2 separate regions of the Homo sapiens genome follow, and region 2 is linked to region 1. A link is an interaction called in ENCODE POLR2A ChIA-PET data of the cell type or tissue named here. Cell type or tissue: Panc1. All regions are shown on one strand. Links, peaks and the distances in the headings refer to the core of each region. The heading gives the core; the rest is flanking DNA.

Evidence for each region. Peaks named below come from ENCODE experiments on the same cell type or tissue, not always from the same donor. Only the 100,000 strongest peaks of a DNase experiment are listed, where the experiment ranks them.
Region 2: POLR2A ChIA-PET joins it to region 1 with 5 read pairs; 2 of 35 experiments call an interaction of 5 or more read pairs at or near these places.

The regions. Positions count from the first base shown.
Region 1 is chr2:55,872,506-55,876,909 of GRCh38, forward strand. It overlaps EFEMP1 (EGF containing fibulin extracellular matrix protein 1), which reads right to left. Exons shown (of 12, transcript NM_001039348.3): 8 at 4,118-4,237; 9 at 2,441-2,560. It overlaps LOC112268416 (a long non-coding RNA gene), which reads left to right. Exons shown (of 4, transcript XR_002959388.2): 3 at 1,378-1,463. Among named protein-coding and RNA genes, the nearest start is that of EFEMP1, 49 kb to the right of the region's middle. In Panc1, for the core only: no CTCF peak of the experiment used is centred there; no DNase peak of the experiment used is centred there.
Region 2 is chr2:56,082,685-56,087,088 of GRCh38, forward strand. The region is part of intron 1 of LINC01813 (long intergenic non-protein coding RNA 1813); the gene reads right to left. All of the region lies in intron 4 of LOC105374690 (a long non-coding RNA gene), which reads left to right. Among named protein-coding and RNA genes, the nearest start is that of LINC01813, 5.5 kb to the right of the region's middle. In Panc1, for the core only: no CTCF peak of the experiment used is centred there; a DNase peak (open chromatin) is centred at 1,937.

The DNA.
Region 1 (4,404 bases), core at 95-4,094:
TGCTCTTCACACAAACTGTGTGGAGGTAGGTGAGAAAGATATTTCCACTTGATATGGATGAAAAACAAATAAGGGTTTAGTGGCTCATTCAAGTTCATATACTCTAAATAATTCATGCCTTGACTTTGGAGGAAAAAAAAGTATTTTAGCTTCCAAACTGGCTAAAGTTATCTGGAACTCAAGAACAGACTGGGAAAGCTAGGTAGTCTCCAAGAGACAGTTACAAAAAGTGTCTTCTTGGGCTGGCTATGGCTGAAGAAAGAAAACTTAGATTCTTCAAATGAAATCACAATTGACTTATCCTTTCAGTATTTTCCACTTTTTTGAAGAATAAAGATGCTGTTTAGGTACAGGGAAAACTAATACTTATTTGTTATATGGAGTCCAACAGAAGCAAAAGACAACCTTATAATTTCATTTATTACTTCCATTAATGTAGAGCCTAGCATAATCATCACCTTAATCATTCTGGAAGATTTTTCAGAAATTAATACTCTCAAAATATTTGATGAGTGTGTGTCTATGTGTATGTGTATTCTTTTGTCTCTCTGTCTCTCTCTCCACACACACACACACACACACACACACACACACACAGTTTTCATTTGTATAGGCCTGTGAAATGAGAACAGTTATTTCATCCACAAAATAAGTCTTTTAGAGAAAGTTAAGAATCCAAAACTTTCAATTTCATTTTATTCCTGTGGACAAGGCTCAGAAGGAACGATTTCCGTAGGAGAAAGCAATTGCTTTATACTTTAGAAGAATGCTAAGTCTTTTTCACAAAAAATGTTTTGGCTTAACCAAACATTCTGAAGCTGCATATCTTCAATATATAACATTTAGGAATCCCCCACTTACAATTTTGGTGCATTTTCCACCTTTAATTACAATAGATATAAATGTTTCCACATAGATAGGCTAGGCAGGTCGGATCCCACCGTGCATTAATCTGCTTCTGTCTTTTGCTGAGCATCAAATCAATTTTTGATCAGAAACACATAGATATTTGTTTGAAGGACTCCAGAGAAATTTGTTAAGACATTCCACTAGCTAACATTTTCTTGCATGTAATATGCATGTTGAAAGTCTCAATTAGGGTTCAGTAAGTAAAATCATTGGAATGCAATGTTTTCCCATAATTAACATTTATAAAGTCTCTAGTAACCTGGAAAGGGTTATAAAGATGTTCATTGTGCAATGAACTACATTCTGATTATGCTCATACTCAGTGGTTGGAGTCTAGTCGAAAAATTGTGTGCCTATTATAAAATCCCAGGTAATGGATTTCCTCTAAGTTAATATTTTCCTGTAAAATCATGATATAGACTGAGAATCCCCAGTGTCTCCTTTCCTTGATCTTTCTTTTCTTAACAGGATCTTTATTGTCCTTGTGTGCCTTCACTCCAACTCTGATTAAAAAGGACTCTCTACAGAAGACGTACTACTGGTCACTTACATTGGTAAGTAAATTTCATAAAAACACCTTGACCTGTACAAGCTTTATAGTTTACAAATTATTTTTATGTATGTTATTCCACTAAATTCCCACAACTCCCTTTTCCAAATGAGGAAGCTGAGGCTCAGAGTAGTTTGATAATTTGTTCAAGATTGTGCAGACTGAATACAGTGGAGCTGGGATTCAAACAGGTTTTCTGTCAAGTTTGGTCATTTTTTCATTCTTTTGTTGCTTTGTGTAAATTTAAGTGTTTGTACTAGCTTTTCCAGGATTTTCTACGTTTTTGGTTTTATCTGACAGTCCTTTCCCTGTTAAGAAAATTTTCAACTACATGCAACATTGGAGGTAGGGTCCTTTTTTTTTTTAGATCTTCCTGAGAAACTCTGAAATCATACCATTGTGGGGAGCTGCCTCTTCCACTTACGTATAGGTGTGAAGATCATCTGAATGTTTATTTTGAAACTGGACCCAAGGTCATTAGCTATTTTGGGGCTAGTAGTTTTCTCTAAAATATTCAACTATATTTTACAACATATTAGGCTGACTTTTCTCAGCACCTACATTCTTACGCAATTTATAATCCTTGTGTTTTAGAGGGCTAAGACTGGATGGAGGTATGTTTAACTCACATATTGAGCTTATGCTCTAAACTCAAACTCACAGGTGAAACATTTTAATAACTGAATCTTTTCCAGTGGATGATTTGAAGATGTATCTCAAAGAGATGATGTAGGTTACATAGAATACATATCAATATTTTATTAAAATTATTTATCTTTTAAGGACGAAAAATGTCGGCATTAGCATAGAATCACCTCTTTATGAGATGTATATATTTTATGATGAACAGGGGAAAAAAGAGCTTAAATTGTATATTGAAAGTGGGAAAAATGAAAGTCTATAGGAGAATCCTATAACTTCCTCTTGTCTCTTCCTGGCTAAAACTAAATACCTAACATATGAAAAAAAAAATAAACTTACCTTGACATGTTCTACTTCTCACCACTTGGTATCCCTGGGGGCACATACATGAGAATTTCCCAGGTTCATTGACACATTGATATTGACACAGGTAGCTTGAGGTTCTGCATTCATCAATGTCTGTTGAATTAGACAAGAGAAAGGACACAGAGTTGAAAAGTTTGTGCACCACTACTTTGGATATATATATATATATAAATTATATATATATATAAATTATAAGATTTAAAATATCTATATTAAAATAATTATATATAATTAAAATTATTTATATTTTAAGGAGGAAAAATTATATCTACCTATATATATATAAAGAGATCTGGCTTCTTGTCCTATTCCTGCTACTGTGTGACTTGGGCACATTTCTTAAGTTGCCTGGGTTTCATATATACACACACACACACACACACACACACACACATATATATTTTTTTTGTTCTGCTCAACAGTCCAGAGGAAGTAATACACTTTTGAGGTGAGCTAAAGAGAGTAAAAATATTGCAAATTCTGAAATAGAAATACAAAACTTTATAAGCAGCTAAAAGGCAAATTCTAACAATATCAGCTTATTTCCCTCTATGACTTCATAGCACAAAAAGTTTTTCTTATCATGACTTTTACTGAATCATTGCTGACAATTTGGCTAATCCTGGACCTAACTACACTACTGAATGAATTGGCTTGTGGTTGACGGCCTTCATTTTGGACTCTGCAGACCCATCCAGGATGTAGAGTTCATGTTTGTCTTCTCAGAAATTGGGTGACTTTGAAGCCAAGTTCATTTGAGCTTTGAATGCCAAGTCCCCTAACCTGTGCAAGCTTCCAGAATGACAGCTTGGCAGGATCTGACTTTCAGGGGAAGAATGCTTTGCATTTCTGAATAGTGATGTCCCTACAGTTTACTCAGAAGGGCAGAGGCAGCTGTCCTGAGGTAGCCTCTTTCAGTTTTGAGTGTAATGGCATGATGTGAGGCCTCTCTCGGTGGGGTTTGAGCTTTGTGTAAAGCTGAGTGAACCGTGAGGAGGTCAGGGACATCAAGTGTCTGTGGCATCCCCCTCAGGATGTCTAATGCCTTTTGAATTATATAACGAAATGTGCACATGCAATGGACCCTGAAGGTCATGAATCTAGTTAAATGGCCCTCCTCTTGTTCATGTGGAAAGTGAAACCCAGGCAACTCAAGAAATGTGCCCAAGTCACACAGTAGCAGGAATAGAACCAGAAACCAGATCTCCTGATTTTTATTTTAATGTTTTGACATGCACTTGGCTATTCTGAAACTTAAATGTGCACACCAGTCACCTGCAGTTTTTGTTGAATGTAGATTCAGACTCAGGAGGTCTGGGTTGCAGCCTGAGATTCTGCATTTCTCATAAGCTCCCAGGAGGTGCTGACATACCTGGTCACTGGATAACACACTGAGACGCAACATGCTAGAGCACCCTTTCTAATTATTAGAGCCAGCCTGCACCTAATATTTCAGTTATTTTTATTTCTTTTCCTTTTTCTTGGTAACACACTAAAAAGGCAATGTAACAACTGAACTACATTAACTGGATTTTAGAACAGAATTCCCATGGGTAAGCGTTTGTTTTCATAAATGGGTACATAATCAGATAAAACAACAGCAGTCACAGGAATTGGACTTTATTCCATACTATCTGGGAAGAGTTTTACCTTCACAGTTGAGCCTGTCACTGCTTAGCTCATATCCTTGATTGCACTGACAGATGAATGAACCAAGAATGTTGTAGCACTGCTGAGCACATTGATTGCTGGCATCACATTCATTTATATCTGAAAAAAAGTTTTATATATATATATATGTATATGTATATATATACACACACATATATATATAGACTTTAAACATATCCTTACTCTTTTGTACCTACGTCATCTGCTGACAAGTGAGTAATTCCCTAGCTGAATTATTTGCCCTGCAGAAGCTCACTGGAGAACAT
Region 2 (4,404 bases), core at 281-4,280, 210 kb after region 1:
GCACCATGAGCCAGTCCTAGGAATAGCAACATGGATTCAATTTAAATTGCTAATAGGCGATACTCATGAGGTAGCAAAGAGCCTCTTTCTGACACATCCATCAAATCTCATTCTCTTACCAGCCTGGTGAGAGCCAGTTATTTTGACGTTGATGCTGACTGCTTTTGAAAGCACATGCTGTGCAGCACTTTGCCCAGGGTTTAGCTTTCCCACAGACCTGACATTTGTATGTTGTTTTGCTTTCCTTGATCTTCTCCCCTTCTTCCCTAGCGTCTACTGTTAGCTGAATGTAGCTAATACTGCAGATTGTAAATGGGCTAAAGTGGAAGAAAGAGTGTCTGACACAATGGTTCTGAGCCCTGCAAGCACGTTAGGATCATCTCAGGAGCTTTAGAGATACACTGATGGCCCGGCTCTGAGGCCTCATTCCCAGAGGAACTGCATCAAGAGACATAGGGTGGGACCCATGAATTTACTTTTAATACTTTTAACTAATCCTGATTAATTCTGAAGCAGATGATCTGGGCACCACACTTGGAGAAACTAGCTAGTATCAATATGATAGTAGCCATCTGGTGACTTCTTTGTTACATGGATGACAGGGGCCATCAGAGAGAGGTGTTTCTCAATCCTTGGAAACTTATTTATTCACAGTTTCTCAAACACCTCATGTTTGAGGCACTGCACTGGGGGCTGCAAGGGATATGATAGGTGAATCAAACATGAACGTGATACTGACTAAGAATAGGGCTGAATGTAAAACTATAATTCATACCGTATATAAAGGTTTACTTCTGAAGTTGGTGTATGTGGTAAAAATCATAACTAGTCAAAATTACCTTTGGAAAATGGCAGAGGAGGGTAGTATTTTGGAGAGCAATATGCTGCCTTCCAAACACCCAGCACTGGCTGTTTTCCTCTAACTTTGGGACTGAATCCTGACTCTGTTTGAGTCTCAAATGTGGCTGGCTTACATTTAGGGGTAATGCCTGAAGAAGGTATGTCTTTAAATACTGGAATCATATTTGGTTCCCAGGACATGGCAGATTCATGGCTCCCAACTCAAGTTCACTGAGGCATGCGATCTGTGAGTGGGACAGAGTTGAGGGTGGTTTGGGGGTAGGTCAGGGGGAGTCACCTGCACTATTTAAATAGGGTTCCCTTCTTGCTCATGCTGTCACTCTCTTCGTTGTTTATCTAAGTTTTCTCAAGGTAAATGGATTTCTAATAATACAAGACTCTCTTCTAATAATACAAGATGATAAGATTTGAAGACAGACACAGGCAGCCCCAATTGTTTAAAATAATTCTAAAAATTATCAAGGAGAGAACATTTACCAGATTTTAATAATTTATATTTTTTGAAGAATAACGTAAAATCTACGATTAAGATTGTTCTGGGAGACTGAAGAAGCAAAAAGATATGGCAAAAGATTTATAAAATATAAATAAAAAGTAAGACATTAATCTACAGATGAAAGATTAATGCATTTCTCTTTGAGGGCTCTGAAATGAAAACCAAAAATAGAACAGTCATGTTTCACCACAGCGTTATGAACACACTGCAGAGTCACATCCTTGAGACCATCCAGTCACATGCAGGCAGGGAATTTGCTGGGCAGAGCACGTTCAAGTCCCCATGACAACCAAGACATGGAAGCCACAGGCGGGGCCTCTAAACATGAAAAGTGTCATTGTTGTTTTGTATTCCTTGTACTTTCTGGAGCCCTTAAACACAGATACAAACAACATCCATCCAAACAGACCAGTCCTCCTAGGAACATTTGGCAAAGCTCAGTAGGTCTTTCTTGGATACTGACTTCATAGATGGTAACACTGATTCACCATGGCCTATGTGCTTGTGTGCTTCCACCTGAGACTAGGAGCTTTCAAAAAAACAAATAAACAAACAGAAACAAAGAAAAACAAAACAAAAACAGAGTCTTGACTTCAAGAGAAGGGAAGAGACTTATTTTCCTACTTTCCTTGTTGGCTTACTTTGGGGCTTCAATCACTTTATGTTAACTTTTGGTGACTCATACACTGGCCGCTCCTAACATTTCAGCAGCTGGGATGAGAGGACAAACAGAGGCCCACAAACCATATGTCTATACACATAAAGGTTCTAAATCAAGCTACCGATTTCAATAAAACATGTTCTGACTTTCCTCTTTGACAGATATACATTCCTAATGAAGAAATAAAAATAATGTGGGTGAAGCTATGGTTTTTATATAATAGAAAGTTGGAAAAACACTAAAGATGACTAAGTTTAATTATTATTTTTCATGCCTTGGTATTCTGTAGATAAGCCATTATTGTTTGCGTGAGTAATAAAAAACATGCATAGTTAGGCCGGGCACGGTGGCTCACGCCTGTAATCTCAGCACTTTGGGAGGTCGAGGTGGGTGGATCACCAGGTCAGGAGATCGAGACCATCCTGGCTAGCACGCTGAAACCCCGTCTCTACTAAAAATACAAAAAATTAGCTGGGCGTTGTGGCAGGCGTCTGTAGTCCCAGCTACGCGGGAGGCTGAGGCAGGAGAATAGCTTGAACCCGGGAGGTGGAGCTTGCAGTGAGCCGAGATCGCGCACTGCACTCCAGCCTGGGCGACAGAGCGAGAGTCCCTCCCAAAAAAAACAACAAAAACAAAAAACATGCATAGTTAATAAATTATTATGCATTATTCCATAAGATCTATTTTTTCTCTTTAGCAAAATCATTAATTTTGTTGTTATACTTAATATTTTTTATAATTTAATTGTTTATAGAAATGAGCTAAAGGATTAAAAATAAAATGTATCTGTATGCAAACTACACAATTTGATTATATTTTGTTAAAAAATAGAGTACATATAAATATGAAAAAATTATATACTATATGTCTTAAAAGTTATATTTCTCCTAAAATATCAAAGCATTATTAAAAATAATAGGCAAAATACAAATACAATAGGCATAATAAAATAATTGTTATGCTCATAAAATTTCTAGGTAAAACTGAAATTCGCCATTTATTTTGAAATTCTATTTTTATAAATATAAAAGTATTCACAGTTCTGACACTGAAAGTTCATCTGGTTGCCAATGTAAAAAACTTTTGTATTCTCCACGTATTTTATGTCTAGAGCTAAATAAAGATAAATTTAAGAGTAATATGAATTGTTTAACATTATGAAATATTCAACTTCCGAAACTGTTGTGAATATAGTACCAATTTGTGAGCACGTCTGGAATCACAGATTGGTACCTGCAGAGAAGCAATAACTCTTAGTTCTGTGAGAATCTATCACATTCATTCTATCCAGGAGGAAAAAGTTTGGTAAGGAAATTAATTTGTCTTTTCTCTTGCCTAAGTGCTTTTGCTACTCAACTTCTCCTCTGCTCTGTGGCAGTGTTTATCTTGACCTTTGCGGAGCTTCATAGCATTTGGACATGGTTTCTTTTTGTTTTGAGGACACAGGGCAAGATATCTGGAGATGCCTAAGCAGTGTTAGTCATGCACTGACAGTTTAGGGTTCTGGTCAGTTTAGGGTTCTGTGTGGCACCATGCTAGCACTGAGTGTCAGGTCCTGAGTGCTAGAGCGCTAGGGATACGTGTGTGTGTGTGTGTGTGTGCACGCGCGCGTGTGCGCATGTGTCCGTGTGTGTAGGCGGAGAGTATACTGGATCCTTTCAGGGACACAGATTCAGACCAGGATAAATTCAAAAATTCTATTCTGAAGCTCAGTCACTACCGAAGATCTGACCCAAGGGTAGTCTATCTCGAATGCAGGTTACAAATCTGAAACTGTCCTAAAAGGCCTCCTTATATCTCATTAGCTGAATTTCCATCACGTTTTCCCTTTCTTGCTCCTTGTACTAAGACAGCTTTTGTCCAGGGTTAATGCCCCGGAAAGAAAAAAGAACTAGAGCAACTGGTGGATCTTTCTGAATCCAGTTCAACGACCACTGCTCCCCCAAGTCCTTTCATAAGCCCCTGAAGAAATGGGACTTCAACAAGCTGAATCTGGATCACGGACTAGTAACCAGGCATGGGCAAAGGAGTAAGGAGCCTTGGATTTCATCATTTTTTCTGCCATTTATTAGCTGTATGACCTTGACTTACCTACTTGGGACTTCAGATTTCTTATCTGTGAAATTAGGGGATTTGTATAAGATTGTCAAGGTCACACACCTATTCTAAAATTATGTGGTTTTATTTTATAGAAAAACTGGGCAAAATATTTTCTAGGTTTTGCATATAATGATGAACTATGACAAGGATTTTGGGACTGTCTGGGGAGTACACAGCAGGTTGAACAGAGACTTCCAATGCTTATATAGTATACTGGCTCTGGCTAAGTGATATTTTGTTTATTGACTCATTAAGAACAAAGAAATTCTACTTGAAAATCATTTAT